2 separate regions of the Homo sapiens genome follow, and region 2 is linked to region 1. The links are chromatin loops, found by intact Hi-C in ENCODE. Cell type or tissue: thyroid gland. All regions are shown on one strand. Each heading gives the region's core, and the rest is flanking DNA. Links, peaks and the distances in the headings are about the cores only. Region 1 has its middle 160 kb from the start of LINC02815. Region 2 has its middle 96 kb from the start of RHOU.

What was found. A loop is a pair of places that touch in the nucleus more often than their neighbours do. Peaks named below come from ENCODE experiments on the same cell type or tissue, not always from the same donor. Only the 100,000 strongest peaks of a DNase experiment are listed, where the experiment ranks them.
Region 2: a loop joins it to region 1, with 2.3 times the contacts of the local background. A loop is called at or near these places in 2 of 110 quality-filtered maps.

Annotation. Positions count from the first base shown.
Region 1 is chr1:228,986,284-228,995,257 of GRCh38, forward strand. No RefSeq gene overlaps it. Among named protein-coding and RNA genes, the nearest start is that of LINC02815, 160 kb to the right of the region's middle. RefSeq lists an enhancer at 3,276-4,026. In thyroid gland, for the core only: no CTCF peak of the experiment used is centred there; DNase peaks (open chromatin) are centred at 3,838 and 4,388; H3K27ac peaks cover 2,500 bases.
Region 2 is chr1:228,826,999-228,835,972 of GRCh38, forward strand. No RefSeq gene overlaps it. Among named protein-coding and RNA genes, the nearest start is that of RHOU, 96 kb to the left of the region's middle. RefSeq lists a silencer at 4,199-4,248. In thyroid gland, for the core only: a CTCF peak has its summit at 3,430; a DNase peak (open chromatin) is centred at 3,373; H3K27ac peaks cover 2,113 bases.

The sequences.
Region 1 (8,974 bases), core at 2,275-4,774:
AGGACTGTCTGTGCATCAGGCAGTGCCATCACAGTGTGATCTGTGGATCACCCGCTTGAGCATCGCCCTATGAAAGCGCAGATCGCAGGCCCAGCTCAGCCATCCTGAGTCCGGATGGAACCTGTGTCTAAACTGCTTCCTAGGAGCTCAGTCTGAGAATCATCCTGGAGACCTGCAAATCTGAGGGGTGGAAAGAGGAAGAGGAACAGAAACAGAGCGAATGCAGATCTTATTGTTCGTGCTTCTTACCCAAGGCCTGGGGTAAGCCTTTTCCCAAAAGAGTGGAATGGGGAGGCCCATCTCACTGCACTGCCCGCTCCTGTGACACTGAGAGCGCAGTGGGCAGAGACCCCCAAGAGTCCTGCAGGGCAGACAGGCAGACGTCTGCTCTGTTACTAAGCCATGCTGTGCACCTCCAGCCAGCAAAGTTGAGCTTTTGCCCAGAGTTGGCAGCTCCCCAAGAATCAGACTTGTGGAGAACATGGTAAACGCTGGTCTGCTTATTTTGGGATTGAGGGATTGTGAGGGATCGTGCTTATGTCTCCTTCCAGAAGTTTAATGAACAAAATATTACCATTAGTCAAGCCTACGTGACCACCAGCTGACCAGGACACCTGCAGTTCTTTAATTAAGCTCTAGAGATGAGACATCCCCTACCCTGTGTCCCCTACGGAGTAGTGACCAGACGAGTTAATTTGCCTTGAGTCGTTAACCTGAGAGGACCATTAGCTCTCTGGGAAATGATTTTAATGTGAACCTACTACCTTTTGCTAAGAAAAGGAAGGCTCTGTCCCTTTCACACCCAGCTCAAGAGGAACAGCCAGTCTTAAGTCAAATGCCCATTTCTCTAGTGTGAAGAGTAAAGATGACAGATGTTCACAGGCAACCTCAGTTAGTTCCTTCCCTTGTCGAAAAATGCTGGACTCTCTCACTCCCCCCCCACCCCCCCCCACACGCATACACACACACAGGCGCAGGCACATGTGCACACACACACACACACGAACACAGACATATCATTCGTGTGCGTGCGCACACACACACTCGTATCTTCCGGAGGCCAGCTTTGACACACATCACCTTCTCATAGTAGATGAATTATTGGGTCTATTGCTGCATTCATATCCTCCCTAATTAAATTCTGCTAGCCTGGAATTGTGATCCTTTGGTTTATCAGGAAGCTACGCTCTGCTGTTATTTGCCCTTATGTTACATACAAAGAGAGTGTTAAAAGCTACTTCATGATATACACATCTGACAGGGGGCCAATTAAACACACTGGACCAGGCTGCCTGTTTTGTGCCATTGATGCTGGCTGCAAATTACAAATGAATTTATGCTTTTCATTTCATGCTCAGCATGGTGCTTTCTCAGCAATGTTTCATAAGCATAAGGCCAGGTGCTTTTGTGTGAAAGGAACAAAATGAAATTTCTTTAAAAATGCAAATCCTAATCCAGACTGCCCACCCCTACCCTGGCTTATCCTGACTGGTGGGTATTTACTGTCTCCTGTTCCTGGGGGGTGCTACCTGGCTCTGAAGAGGCCTTTCCAGGGCAGTCTTGAGCAGGGTCAGGGAGGGGTGCTGTGGAGGGGCAACCTCCAGCCGTCCCGTGTGGCCAAGAGCTTTCAGAGACAGGGTGCCCCTGCCACCAGACAGTGAGGAGTTGCAAAAGAGGCAGCTATGGGGGTCTCTGTGCAGCACTCAGCGGGAGGATCCCCAACTCTGTGGCCACGCATGACTGTTGGAGGGTGGGACATCAGCTGAGACTTCCTTACTCAAGCAGAACAGAAATATTTTCATAATATGGACTCATTTAAGGTAAAAAATGTGCCAGGCCTTATAAAAATATAAAGATGAATCTAGTTTCTGACCTTCAGCAGAGAGACACACAGATACACCAAACGGGCAGAGGACACAGCAGGAGCTGCAGGCTGCCTGTGCTGGCATTGTGGAGGGACCTCCCCCGCACCCCGGTAAACGCGGAGAGCAGGGTACTCTCTAGGGCAGGAGCCAGCAAGCTTTTCCTGCAAAGAGCCAGGTGGTCTACATTTCAGGCTGTTGCAGGCCTCGGGGTCTTTGTCGCAACAAGTCAACTCTAACGTGATAGAGTTAGAAGGCATCTATAGGATGAGCATGGCTGTGTTCCAATACAATTTTATTTACAAAACAGGTGGTGGGCTGTGGGCGGCCGACTCCTGAGCTAGAGGGTTGGATCATTGCACATGGTTGCAGTCCATTTTCAAGATATTTTAAAGGTAAATTGTTATTTCTAGCTCTCTGTCTCTTCTGATACTATTAATCTACTAGAATAATTTTTTACAATGATTTTTTAATTATGAAAGACATACATGATCACTATATAATTATCAGAAAATAGAGGTAAACAAAAAGAAAACAGTCACATTTCTGAGCTAGTCTTCATCTTGCCTCTTCCTTTTCTCTACTCGCAAACATCCCTCATGGTCCCACCCACATGCAGGGAGGCTCAGCTGGCAGGAGAGGAGGGAGGGCCTGGTGACCTCGGCTGGCCCCTCATGTGCTGCTGGTCCATAGTGAGGGTGGAGCCTCACCAGTGTGGCCACAGGCATGCTCACAGGGAGCTGTCGAGTTTCTGCTGAAGTCCGAAGTGACCCACTTCAACCCGCCATGGTCTCTGTGAACCCTGGGATGGAGTCATTACTCTCCACATGGTTGGAATTCCTACTGGGGTGACTTATGAAAGTGGAACAGGCCCAGCTCCATTCAGTCAACACGTGTTAAGCACTGATGGGTGCCAGGCATTGTTCTAGGCACTGTGGCCAACAAGACAACCTAGAAGCTTTCATTCTTGTAGGGGAGGTTAATTATAAACAAATCAACAACAAAAACTATAAAAATGGTTATCTAAATGTTGGATGGTAATGGTTGCAAATAGTAGAATGGGAAGTATTTGGCAGCACGGATGAGATGGAGTGATGCCCTCCCATTGGGTGGTAAGGGACTCCTCCGAGGAAGGGAGGAGGACAGGCGGGTCTTGAAAACACGGAGGGCAGAGCATTCTAGGCAGACAAAGAGTACATGCAAAAGTCCTTCAGCAGCACCGTGTTCATGCCCTTGAGGACAGACAGCAGTCCCACAGGCTGGATCAAACGGACTCACGGCAAAAATGAAAGAAGTTAGGTAGGAAGTCAGGGCCTTTAGACTGTGGCGAGGAGCTGAGATTTTATTCAAGAGCCATGGGAAGCCAGCCGAGGATTTTAGGCAGGAAAGCTGCATAACCTGACTCCCATTTGTGAAAGCTTGCTCCTGCTGTTTTTGGAGAACAGACTGCAGGGACGAAAGGGAAAATGAGGAGACTCTTTGGCGGCTGCAGGAGGAGGTGCTGATAGCATGGACGCCACTGTTCTGATGTCCCCAGAGATGGGGAGCTGGTAGGCTTTTCTCTCAGCTCTGGTAGGGGGTGGTGCCATTCACTGAAATGGAAAGATGGAGGAGGTTAGGGTGGGCTGGCGCAGAAAACAAGCGTGGGTTATGGACAGGACAAGCCGGAGGTGCCTGTTAGCACCAAGAAGAGTCAGGAGCTCTAGCAAGAGGACTTTTTAACCAGTCTCAACTGAACACCTGCAGTGTGCCAGGCCCAAGCTGGCCCCATCTGCGGTGACTGCCCATGCCCTCTCATCCTCCTGTCCATGTGCAGCCTGACCCTAGCACCACCCGCTGGCCTGGGATTATCAGGCTGAGCCTGCCGCCATGAAGTCCTCCAGCCTCACCTGACCAGCCCCAGGCAGGATGTGGCGCATTCACGGGTAAACAAGTGAGGGAGGGACACTGGAGCACCCCACAGAGCATCTGGGGCCCTGCAAGGCCATCGCAGGCCCAGCTGTCTCTCTGGAAAAATGCCATGGACACTCTTGATCAGTCAGATGTTGGCAGTGACACTGCTGTCTTGCTTCATTGCATTTGCAAAATAAGCAAAGTTTGTAGTGCTCCCTGTCTTCTACGTGTGAGCGGGTGTGTTTCTCATCAACTCACTGCAGTTACAAAACCAATTAGAGCTGTAAAATGTGGAATGGCCTCTGTGTGAACAGCCTGGGACATCCTCAGAGCTCCAGAGCCCACTGCTTTGATGTCAGAGCTGGGGGTGGGGTGGGGTGGAGTGGAAAGGCCATGGGAAGGGAGCCGGCTCTGAAACACGTGGAGGCCAAGGTGGTAAGGTGGTAGTGATGTGGAGGCCTTGCCGATCAGGGGCCCACACACCGCACCCTGGCAGGGGAGGGCCGGGGGCTTTCTGTGCCTCACCCACAGATAAGAAGGAAGTGGGAGCCAGTGCCAGTCCCTCAGCTTCCTCCTTGCAGGCCTTCTCTGCTTGCCCTTTCTCCACATTTGGCCCAGACATTGAAGCTATGAGCCACATGGCAGGAAGTTCACAACTGCTGTGCTGACAGAAGCCAGAAAGGAGGCTGTTTTCTGGAAGCCTGCCCTGTGCAGGCCTGACAAGAGCTGGGGGAAGTTAGGAGGCCCTTGATGGGACCACGGCCATGCATGACACTGGGACCTCTTGCACTAGGAAGACATCCTGTATCATAAAATTCAAGGAACTCCGGAGCTGGCAAGGACTGTGGCAGTCATAACGTTCAATGTCTTCATTTCCTGGGTCTATGACGAAGACCCAGGAAAGTGAGGTGACTTTTCCAGAAGAGTGACAAAGGCAGAACAAGAACCAATTTCCTGACTCTCTATCCCAGAGCCCTTCACCAGTGACGGTGGGGATGCTCGCAAGCCTCCCAGGCCAGGGCTGCCCAGGCTTACTCAGGTCAAGGCCGTCAGAGGAAAGAATTATCTCTGCACCACCCCTGTCGCAAAGGGACAAGGCTGCTCTCAGATGGAGGCAACCTGCTGGGGACTCCTGCCACCCCAGCCCTGCTGGGCTCACCACACCCACTGGGTGTTGTATACACGCGTGTGTGTGCATGTATGCATGTGCATGCATATGACTGGGATCACTGATTCTGTGGCGTTCCAAGTCTGCGTGGTTTCTTAGAATCCATTATTGATTGAGGGGCCTGAAGAAGATGAAACCCATACGTTGCACCGCAAAGTTTTTTGCACTTCCTTATTCCAGGAGATGAGTTCGCAGATCCTTTCTTTGGCGAAAGGAAAGAAAACCACAATAGATAAAGCAACTTTCTTAGATCACACAGCATATTCACAATGGAGCTGAAACAAGTAAATTAGCTGGACTCACATCTCCAAACCTGAAAAAAACATAGTCACCTCTTTAGACATCAGATGAAGTATAAAGAAAATAGAAATAAAGGCAAAAGTACTACAGCTGTATTTCATGGGGACCCTGACAATTCTCATCAGATACCCGACTCCTGAGGTGTTAGTTCTGAAAAGTGGGCCAAACACTTGGCCCGGAGTTCACCTTTAAGGTTAGTTTAGCAGACTCTGAGAAGCACTAATTAAGACGTGTTAAGCAAATGAAACAAAGTAAAACAAGACAGTTATACAGGCAAATATGTTTAGGAAACCTTTGGTAAGCAGAACTAAATGGATTCTTTACAGCAGGACCTCTCCCACTCTCGAATGCTAACATGCACTGGGACTCTCCAAGAATAAGGTAGAGCAAAGGATAGTTTCTGAATTTATTTGACCATGGAATATTCTTCACCCATATCTCTGGTTGGTCAGAGGTTTTGCCAAAATGACTTTGGAGAGAAAATGTTGTTTTGATATAGTTTTCCAATGCAACCAAATAGGAATGGTCCTGTTTAAGAATGGAAGAGGTGCAGGAGTTACAGAATGGCAGAGTGAGGCCCTCCATAAGCCTACTCTCCCATTAAAATAACAGAAACACTAGGAAATGGTCAAAATAAACTGTTTCAGAACTCTGGAAATTAACCAAAGGCTGGCAACAATCTGAGGGCGTTTATTCAGGAAAAACTGTTGAACCTTGGTAAGAGCAGAAAGGTTTGTGACACTTGAACTTGGCCTATTCCCATCCCATTCTACCCAGCCCCTGTTAGCCATGATAACTAGCAGCCTCACAACCACAGGAATGGTAAAAACCAGCAACTTTGCAGCCACCAGAGGAAATAGACTGGGTTTGAAGCTCCTCAAAATGTCCCATCTGCAAAGCATTGTCATTATTTAGCTGTCCTTCCGACTTCTGGAGAAGTCCCATTTACCAGGCATTGTTGAAATTTGGCCTAACAGAGTTCACTCTGAAGAAAAACTCTATACCCAGGGGATTGGTCAAAAACCATCAGCAGCAATTGTGTATCACTGCAGCTGCCTGAGGCTGCACTGTCAGGTGGGACAATCAAGAGTCTGGCCAAAAATGTAACAGGAATAGCTGGGGAATGATGTTTCCCTGTGGGGCTTTGAAAAGCTCTGACATATTCCCAGGGATCTAAAAGGCTATCTATGCATGTGTGCAGGGTTGTGCACAAGCCCAGAAAAGACCCAAGAAGGTCCCAGTCTCTCAGCTCACCCAATCTCTGGCTAACCATAAGGCTCTGCACAAACAAGAAGTAAAGGTTAAAGCAGGGTTGTAAACTGAGCATTGAAGAGATGCCCCAGCACACCCGGGGCCCCTTGGCAAAGGGTGGAAGATCTACTGGCTCAAAGCATTTAAAGAAATTTCTGGCAAATCATTAGCTGACCAATAAGGTAACTGAACAGAAACGTCAGCAGTGGCACAATATACTGTGATGGCCATTATAAAAAGACGAAAGATAAACTGTTGGTGAGAATGTGGAAAAAAGGGATCCCTCGCACACTGTTGTTGGGAATGTAAATTAGTACAGACATTATGGAAGACCGTATGGAGATTTCTCAAAAAACTAAAAATAGAACTACCATATGATCCAGCAATCCCACTTCTGGGTATACGCCCAAAGGAATTGAAATCAGCATATCAAAGAGTTATGTGCACCCCCATATTCACTGCAGCATTACTCACAATAGCCAAGATATGAAATCAACCTAAGTGTTCATCAACAAATGAATGGACAAAGAAAACGCAGCATACAAACACAATGGAGCATTATTCATCCTTTAAAAAGAAGGAAATTCTTTCATTTGTGGCCACATGGATGAATGTGGAGGACATTATGTTAAGTGAAATAAGCTAGGCGCAGAAGGATAAATACTGCATATTCTCACTTATATGTGGAATCTAAAAACAAAAAGTCGAACTTATAGAAATAGAGAGTAGAATGATGGTTACCAGAAGCTGGCTTCCTGGGGGAGACATTGGTTAAAAGGTAGAAAGTTTCACTTAAATAGGAGAAATAAGTTTTTAGATATATTGCACAGCACGGTGACTATAGTTAATAATAATGTATATTTCAAATTGCTAAGAAAGTAAATTGTAAATGTTCTCATCACAAAAAAATGGTAAGTATGTGAGATGTTAGGTATGTTAATTAGCTTGATTTAATCATTCCGCAATGTCCAAATATATCAAAACTTTACATCATACTCCATAAATATATGTAATTACTACTTATCAATTTAAAAAAATGAAATTAAAAACAATTTCATTTATAGTAGTATCAAAAGGGACACATTTCTTAGAATAAACTTAACCAAAAAATACAAGACTTATACACTGATGACTACAAAACATTGTTGAAATAAATGAAAGGCCTAACTAAATAAATAGAAAGATTTCCCAAGGCCATGGATAGGAAGACAATATTATTGAGATGACAATTCTCTCCAAACTGATCTATAGATCTAACACAATCTTTACCAAAATTCTAACCAGCTCTTTTTCAGAAATTATTAACAAGCTGATCCTAAAATTCATGTGAAAATGCTAGGGACCCAGAATAGCCAAAACAATCTAGGAAAAGAACAAACTTGAAGTTTTCACACTTCCTGATTTTCAAACTTATTATAAAGCTATAGTAATCAGACCATATGGTACTGACATAAGGAAAACATAGATCAATGAAATGTAATCGAGTGTCCAGAAATAAACCCTTTATTTATGGTCAATTGATTTTTCAGAAGGGTGCCAAGACAACTGAATGGGGGAAAAATAGACTCTTGAACAAACAGTGGTGGACACAAATAAACAGTGATGTCCACAAATAAAAAAGTAAAGTTGGACCCTCTACCTCACGCCATACACAGAAATTAACTCAGAATAGTCACAGACATAAAGGTAAGAGCTAACGTCATGAAACCCTTTGGAAAAAAAACAGAATCTGTACGATCTTGATTTAGGCAATGGTTTGTTACATATAGCACCAAAAGCACAAACAACAAAAGAAAAAAATAGATAAATTGAACTCTGTCAAAGTTAAAATTTTTGTGCTGCAAACAATACTATCAAGAAAGAGGAAAAAAATAACCCACAGAATAGAGGGAACTATTAGCAAATTCACGTATAGCAAGGGATTTATATCCAGAGTATATAAAAGAATTCTTACAACTCAATAATAAAAAGACAAGTAATCCAATTAAAAATGGGCAAAGGATTTGAGTAAACATGTCTCCAAAGAAGACATATGAATGACAAATAAGAACTTGAAAAAAATGCTCATCATCATTAATCATCAGGGAAGTGCAAATCAAAACCACAATGAGATGCAACTTCATGCCCAATAGGGTAGCTATAATCAAAAAGACAGAAAATAACAAGTATTGGCAAGGAAGTGGAAAAGTTGGAACTCTCATACATTACTAATGAGAATGTAAAATGGTACAGCCCCTTTGGAAAACACTTTGGCAGATCCTCTAAATGTTAAACATAGACATGACCCAGCGTTCCACTCCCAGGTACATATGCAAAAGAAATGAAAATGTATGTCCACACAAAACTTGTACATGAACATTCATAGCAATATAATTCATAGTAGCCAAAAAGTGAAAACAACTCAAATGTCCATGAACTGATAAATGGATAAACAAAATGTAATATAACCATAAATGGAACATTTCTGTTTCTTGAAAAGAAATGAAGTGCTAATATGGAT
Region 2 (8,974 bases), core at 2,455-4,954, 160 kb before region 1:
AGTCCCCTTCACTTCAGTGACTCTTTGATGCATGGAAAATAATTTTTAAAATATTTTATCCAGCTTTCTAAGTTACTTTTGGCAAGAGCATTAATCAGCCCCAAGATACTCATCCTTACTGAAACTGGAAGTCTGCTTCTCAGAATTCATGTGACAGTATTGTACGTGAGTGGCTTTATGTCACAAGACCCCTTTCCATTGGCTAACGTATTCCAAGTAGCAAAGGGATAGTGTTACAGGGTGTGGTTAAAAGTGTGGGCTCCGAAATCAAAGGGACTTGGTTTTGAATGCTGGCTCTGCTACCTACCAGCTGTGGGTCATTTTTTAGACTTCCTAAGCCTTGGTTTTCTCATCTTTTAAAGTGGGGATGTTAAAATACTCATCTGAAAGGGTTGCTGTAAGAATAAAATGAGATAATTCAGGTAAAGGACTTTTTTTTTTTTGAGATAGAGTCTTGCCCTGTCGCCAGGGTGGGGTGCAGTGGCACGATCTCGGCTCACTGCAACCTCTGCCTCCTGGGTTCGAGCAGTTCTCCTGCCTCAGCCTCCCAAGTAGCTGGGACTACAGGCTCACACTGCCATGCCCAGCTAATTTTTTGTATTTTAATAGAGACGGGCTTTCACCGTGTTCTCCAGGCTGTTCTCAAACTCCTGAACTCAGGCAGTCCGCCCGCCTCAGCCTCCCAAAGTGCTAGGATTACAGGCGTGAGCCACCGTGCCCTGCAAGGGACTTATTTTGATAACTCATACATAGTACGTGAAGACAAGGTGTTAGCTATTGTTTAATATTAATGTTCTAAATAATTGACTTATATCCAGTCAACATGATTTTATTTAACCCACAAATACATGAGTTGATTAACTGTTTATTTACTAGTGACTCATATTTGTGATTTTATTTCAACAACAAAAAATGTAGATATCAAGCCCCCCTCTCTTCTTATCCTAGAACTGGGAGATAGTCTGCTTTACAGTCAGCATAAACAGATACAGAAGTTGATAATTTGAAGTAGAAAAAATATTACTTGCTATTATATGAAACAAATATATACTATGTGGAAAGGTTTAGGTACTTCAAAAGAAATTAAGTAGAACTGAGAAGAGAGAAGGAACTCTGGATTAGAGTAAATCCGTGAAGCTGCTGGTGGGATTGCAGTGGAGAACTATTTGGGAGAAGAAGGGAATGTGTATCTTATCTGGAAGTTCTTTTAGTTCTCTGGATTGTATTTGGGACATATATAGCTCTGTTCATAGAAAAAAAAGATGAATGAGAAAGGGGTAGGTTACTGATTGGGAAAGAAATGCAATGTTAACCAAAAAAAAAAACCAGAGTCTCTCAGTTTCTGTTTTGCTTCTTTCTCCCCTATCAATGAGCATGATTTTGAAAATGGGGAAGAATAGAATGATGATTAAGAGTAAATGAAATCCCAGAATAGGCAATACTCCACAAAGGGGACATTAACTTAGGTATCTGGGTCTAGGATTAACCAAATGAACTGCAAGAACTTGTACTTTCAAACTCAATATTTGGAAACTTAAAGATAAAAAAAAAAAAAGAAAGAAAAAAAGGCTACGAGGAAGCAGGAGAGTATAATGGTTAGGAGATTGGTCTTGGTGTTAGACCGGCCTGGGTTCTAGTCCCAGCTCTGCCACTTATTAGCTACATCACAGTGGAAGAGGAAACTGGCTGGGTGTGGTGGCTCATGCCTGTAATCCCAGCACTTTGGGAGGCCAAGGCAGGCAAATCACTTGAGGTCGGGACTTTGAGACCAGCCTGACCAACATGGCAAAACCCCTTCTACACAAAAAATAAAAAATAAAAATACAAAAAATTAGCTGGGCATGGTCATGTGCACCTGTAATCCTAGCTGTTTCAGGAGTTTGAGGCACGAAAATTCCTTGAGCCTGAGAGGAAGAAGTTGTAGTGAGCTGAGATCGGGCCACAGTACTCCAGCCTGGGCAACAGAGAGAGACACCAACTCAAAGAAAAAAAAAAAAAAGGAAAAAGAAGAAAGACGAAAATCTCTCCTAGCTTTATGACTTCTCCATTTCTAAAATGGAGAAAATCTATGAATCTATAACAATCATATACTAATCACTGAGAGAAGGAGAGAGAAGAAAGTCCTCCATTCACACTATTTGTTGCAGCAAATAATCAATTTCTTATCTGAAGGTCGTGTAAGAATAATAATCGTTAATCTTGCCCTTCCAATGGGAAATATACTTTATGGTAGCCAAATAACTTCAGTTGATAAAGGAAAGCTCTGCTTGACAGAAGAATGCAGGTAATAAATGCAGAAGGAATGATAGAATTAGGAAGGTCATGGACTTGAATTTTCTCATTGTTAATTAGAAATTAAAATTCCTATTTGTTATCAAATAGTATTTAAAAAGGAAAAGTCAGAACAGGTGTCTTAATTCGTTTGTATTGCTATAAAGGAATACCTGAGCCAGGATAATGTGTGTGTGTGTGTATATATATATATATATATATATATATATATATATATATATATATGTAAAGAGGTTTATTTGGCCCTCAGTTCTGCAGACTGTACTAGAAGCATGACAGGAGCATCTGCTTCTGGTGAGGACTCAGGGAGCTTCCACTCATGGCAGAAGGTGAAGAGGAGCCAGAGTGTGCAGAGATCACATGGCCAGACAGGAAGAAAGACAGAGGGGAGGAAGGTGCCAGGCTATTTCCAACAACCAGCTGTCGCAGAAACTAATGAGAACTCACTCGCCTTGAAGGGAGGGCATTAATCTATTCCCGAGGGATCCGCCCCCATGACCCAAACACCTCCCATTAGGCCCCACCTCCAACATTGGGGATCAAATTTCAACATGAGATTTGGAGGGGACAAATACCCAAACCATAGCAATGGGATAGATAAATTTCCTTGACATTGATCCCCTTCTAAACTCCAAACTGTGCTTTAAAAACAGTATTTTTAGTTTTAAGGGATGTTGATAAATCAAGGCATCCAGAAGAGGTAAACAAAATGGTCACAGAAAGTGAAGCCAGGCTGGAGAAAAGAAGACTCTGGAGAAAATCAAACCCTACAAGGAGCCCTCATGCAGTGCACAGAATAAATTCACTATTTGGTAGCTTCAGAAGGTGGAATAAGGGTGGGATGAAAGACATTTCAGGGAGTCCAAAGTGAAACGCTTCAGTTAGCGTTGGAGAAGAGAGAACTGGAGTTGGAGGGAGGCAAGGTGCTGAAGTGAGTTGCCAACACCAATTCCTCTGGACTGTGTCCCTGAGGTGATGATGCAGGGCCTGTGGGAAGTGGGCCAGGGGCCTGTCATTCTGGTTCTGTGGGTCTTGACCAACCAGCCCCTAGAGTGCTGGGGCTCAGAACACCTCACCTGGCTGTTTGTGCCTTGCCCAGTAGGTTGCAGGCGGGCAGCCTGCTGGGCTCTTTGCCGAGTTGAGTGGTTTGTCTCCATCTGGCTGCTGTGAAATCACATGGGCCTGTTGGCTGCGATTGTTTGCGGGCTGCCTCCCTGGATGGTGGGGTTCTGTGCTCTGGCTCCTGGGCTCTGACTGCTTTCCAGGGAGCACTGTTTCGCATGGGGTACTCAGGAAACTTCCCAATCAGATGGAAAGAATAAACACAGACTTCAGCTGACTAGCTCTGCACTTTCTTCGGGGTTCTGAGAAACCAAAGGCAAACACACGTGGTGTGCAGTGGTGTGCCCTGTAGGGGAAGCCTGTGAGTGGCGCGCACAGCGCAGGTTCCCTCTGCGGGGTGCAGGAGCAGAGGACTGGTGCTGGTGGGCCTTTCTCTGCGTGTCCAGAACTGTCGGCTTGTGCACGCTAGGCCTGGCAATATGTGTGTGCATGAGTGTGGGCATGCATCTGTGTGTGTGCACATCAACACACAGGTTGTGCTTTTAGTATGACATTCTGTGTTTTCATCTAAGTGCTTGAGGGCCCCTGACTTGCCATGGTTTTCCAAATAAAGAAACTTAAATAAACACAGTGGGGCCCCAGAGGCTGGGATGGGACCATGCTTCTGTAGAATTTCCATGTGCCCTGAGCTATGCTGTTACTCTAATTACTCCTCATTTTAATTCCATTTTGAGGCTTATCAGCCCTATGCTCTTCTACTTTGGGACTGGGCCAAGGAGGCAGGGGGTAAACTGAGTCCAGGCGATCCCGGAGCCTCCAGGGCCAGCCCTGGGAGCTCGCAGGCCTTTGCTGGGGCAGCAGGAACTCTGCTTTGCCTATGACATCCTGTGCTTTGGTCTGGGAGATTTCTGTATGAGTCATTTTCAGCTCAGAACACCCTAGCTGTGGTTAATTACCTGAGGTTTTACTGGACTCCTTCTCCAAGCGTTCATTGTTGTCCGGGCCGCCTCATCATGCCCCCACACGTGTCCTCCTCTGGGGAGGTTTGGAAAAGAGCCTTTAGCCCAAGTTACTGTGACCTTTGGTACCTGTAGGACACATTTTTATCCCTCTTCCTGATTCTAATCTTACTGAGCCACCAAAACCTTTTTGTTTGTTTTAATAAACTTCTAATTTTAGAATAGTTTTAGATTTACAGAAAAGTTACAAAGTCTCCATGTACCTCCTTACAGTTAACCCTATTAACATCCTTCATCAGTAGAGTACTAATGAGCCCAGATTGATACATTATTATTAACTAAAGTCTATTTTCAGATTCCCTTAGTTTTTACCTCGGGTCCTTACCATGTTCCAGTCTTCATCTAGAATACCTCGCTATGTGGAGTTGTCGCATCTCCTGGGCTCCTTTAGCTATAACTGTGACCAGAAAGATCCCTCTCATCCTCCTTGTCTCCCTCTACCTTTCTTTTATGATTGTGGTAAAAAAAAAAAAAAAAAAAACACATAAAATCAAGATCCATTTTTAAGGTCTGTTGCTGAAATGGCCAAAATGGCCCCAAAAAAAATATTGCCAGTTGCTGTGAGGTTTCATGAGCAACTGAGGGTATTTGAACCCTTCTTTCTAGAGCAAGAACTCTGACCGCCATCGCTTTTGTGTACCCAGCGTTATTTAGAACTGAAATCTGCCCCAGAGCCGGAGGAAAGGAGGCACAAACCATCTCAGCCGTGCAATGTTCCTCTGTTGAAAATGTCTCTCCATTTTTTTGTGCTAATCCAAATGTGTATTTCATTTAACGTTCAATTTGATCAACCTGTTAGAGAGGGACTGTGGCACCCAGAATTCTTCCTTCTAGTCTTGATTCCTACAAAAGTGTACAAGAATAGTTTGTACTGCACCATCTTGTGCAGCTCAGTGGCTTGAATCAGGTTGGCTTTTCAATCAAATTGTAAGGTCCTAGACACCAAGGACCTGCTTTCTAATTTCTTTTATACTCTTTGCAATAGTTTTTTGTTTTATAGATAGGGCAGATAGGGAGCAAAGATAGAGTGACTTGGCTGCCCAGAAGATGTACTGAAGTCAAACACGAGGATGATGAGTAACACGCACCTGCAGTTCACCAGGCCTGAAGCTGGGGGAAGCGAAGAGGTACTGGGGTTCCCGGGCAAAATTTAAGGGGGCACCAAAGAACTTAGTAATCGAGATAAATAATATCTTAATTCAATATGTTTTAAAAATAAAATTATTTTTGTACAAATAATTTAACAAATCCATGATGAGCCAGACATGGTAGCTCTTGCCTGTATTCCCAGAACTTTGGGAGATGGAGGTGGGAAGATCACTTGAGCCTAAGAGTTTGAGACTAGCCTGGGCAACATGGAGAAACCCCATCTCCACAAAAAATACAAAAACTAGCCAGGCGTGGTGGCATGTGCCTGTAGTCCCAGCTACTTGGGGGGCTGAGGTGGGAGGATCACTTGAGCCAGGGAGGTTAAGGCTGCAGTAAACGCTGATGACACCTATGTACTCCAGCCTGGGTGAGAGAGCAGCAAGACCCTGTTTAAAAAAAAATAATCCATGATGAACACAGCACCAAAATTTCAAATAAAGACTGCATGTTTTTGTATGTTTTGTAACTCTGTGTTGTTATATAATGGACGGTCATTTCCAATCAGTTCGAGGTCTCACACCCGTGAAGGCACATCTTCCCTCACCAGGTGATGTACAAAGATTAACAATAGCATGCAAACAGATGGGGTGGTTCTGAGCTTTAGATAGAGCTATGTCCTTTGATTGTAGGGCTTTCATTAACTTTTTATCCTTGGTTCAAAATCTGCAAGGATCTTCTGATAGGGGTAAATAGGGATGCATGTCTTTCCTTTTCCTTGGCTCCTCTGTGATTTTCATGGCAATGCAATCTACAAAGAGCTCCAACATATACCATTTCATTTAATCCCCCAGGAAAAACAAAATCCTATGAGTAGATAGTGTCATTTTCACTTTAGAGAAAAAGAAACCGGACCTCAGATTAAGTTACTAACCCAACAATACTGAGCTGGCCCATAGTGGAGCTGGGATTCCATGAACGTTACCTGACCTAGATCCTCGACTTGGGCCGCCTGTGCAGATTGCCTTTGTAGACACAACCAGGTGCTCTGCCTCTCTCTGCTCAGCTCTGTGCGCTCATGCCCATCTCTGCCATTTCCCCTACCAAGGGTATGTGTGTACTTATGTAAACATATGTGTAAACAGAAGTGTGTGTGCTGTGTGATCTTGTGTGTACATGTGTGTCTGTATGCATGTATTCAGAGTATGAAAAGATGTAAAATATGAGAACACAGGTGCCTGTGGCATCAGAGTGTGTGTTTGCTTGCATGAGTGTATATGTACGTGTGTTTTTGCATACGTGTGTGTACAACGGTGTGCCTATGTGAGCCCATGTGTAACACACGTTTGTGTGAGCATGTGCATACACATGTATGTGTTTGAGTACAAGAAGACATGATGCAGAGACACAAACAGCCCAAAGGAGGGCTGAGGCTGCTGCAGCCTGACAGAGTTTACATCTGACTGCCTTCAGCTCCTGTACGGTGCTGTCCCACTCTCCATCGCGTTTGGAGAGCCGGCATCAGTTCTGGGAGCTCACGGAGGATTTTACTCCCTCCTCCTTCACTGGGAGGAGCCACGGCCACTGCCCTCCCTGCCTCCCTTCTCAGGTTCGGGGAGAAGGCTCAGAATCTTGGCACATGACATAGAATTTGCTAACCCCAAGGCTGTAAGAACAAAACTAACGTGTCATTTGGGGAAACCTCAGTTTGCCCTCTCCAAAGAGAAAGCCTGAAAGACCCCTGCAAATGTTCAGCCTGGCTCTGGGCTGTTGTCCATACAGTAATGGGATTTTTCTTGGGATACATCAGGAATTGTTCCATGTAAGGTAAAACTTTCTCTGAAATGCCCTCTCCTCCCCAAACCCCAGCCCAACATAATAACCTGATGAGTCCTTAAACGGAGGACCACACACTGGCAGCTTTCAGCAATTTTCCTGGCTAAATATTGTTCTAGCCAGTGTTAGTTTTGACAGGATTAGTCATGGATCCTAATATAAGAGTCCCAGGATCCCTGTTGGTTGGAAAGCCTGTTAAAATATTGTTTTATTTCCCTGCAGCTCGTAAGCTCATGGAGCCCTGCGAGGCATTTTCACATATAGTGCTTCTTGGCCAATGTGTTTCAGAACATAGCAGCTGACGGGGTGAGAGGCAGCTGCCTTTCCTGAGTGAATCTTTGCCAGAGAGTGTTTGAAGAAATATCTTTAGGTAGACAAAAGGCTGCCACATAACGTGAGCAGGCTCAGGGGACACTCCTTGGGTCAGAAGTTGGTGCTGCGGGCTTGGTCAAGGTGTGGCAGCCACTCAGCCCTGACCGTGCTGTCTGTGCCTATGGAGTCTTTGATAGACTGGAGCTGGGCAGACCAGAAGGTAAGCACAGCCACAGTGAAGGAAAGCTGTGAGAAGCCAGCTGGTGGGAGCTTCTGGGAGTATGGTCATGTACTTTAAGACAGTGCCATGAAATATGGGCCACGTGGTTATTCTGAAGGCTTGATCCACGCTTCAAACATGACAGTTGACTCTTCCTTCAGCCAGTAGCTATTGTCTCTGTTTCATTTCGCTTTTACCGTATTATCTTAGTTCATTCTGCTTTGCTATAAAGGAATACCTGAAGCTGGGAAATTTATACAGAAGAGAGGTTTCTTTGGCTCATGGTTCTGCAGGCTGTACAAGCATGGCACCAGCATCTGCTCAGCTTCTGGTGAGGTGTCAGGAAGCTTCCCATCATGGTGGAAGGCAAGGGAATGTCACATAGTGAGAGAAGGAGCAAGAAAGAGAGGGAGGAGGTGTCAGGATCTTCTAAACAACTAGATCTTGCGAGAGCCCATACAGTGATAACTCATTAAGTACTATGAGGATAGCACCAAGACAGTAATGAGGGGTCTACTTCCATGACCTAAACACCTCCCACTAGGCCCACCTTTAACATTAGAGGTCACATTTCGCATGAGATTTGGAGAGGACAAAACATCCAAACCATATCACTTGTTATGAAGACTGTAGGGTGGAGTTGGTAGGTGGTTGGACAGCGTGCGGGATCTATGACCATTTTGGGTAATATCCCAGGTTATGGTCTCCAGGTTTTACTGAATTTGCTGGAAAAAATTATGCCTTTCATAAACTAATATTAGTGAATACCTACCTCACGCTCTGTTTTTTTCTTTTAAGAGATGGGGTCTTACTATGTTGCCCAGGCTGAAGTATAGTGGCTGCTCAGAGGCATGATCATCTCACACTACAGCCTTGAACTCCTGGGCTCAAGCGATCCCCCACCTCAGCCTCCCAAGTAGCTGGGACTATAGGCTCCTGCCACCAAGCCCGGGTCCTCTCTATTTTCTTGTAGCATGTTATGTGTCTATTTCTAACATGTTAAGCTGATTAAAAAGACCACAAAACAATGAGGCCAAAATTCTGTAAGTTTTGTGTCATTAATATTTTTTCTAAATAAAACCCACTCAAGTCTTGTTATTTTCTGAGTTTTCATTTCCAGCCTCTCTTATCCTCTAAGCCTTTCCTC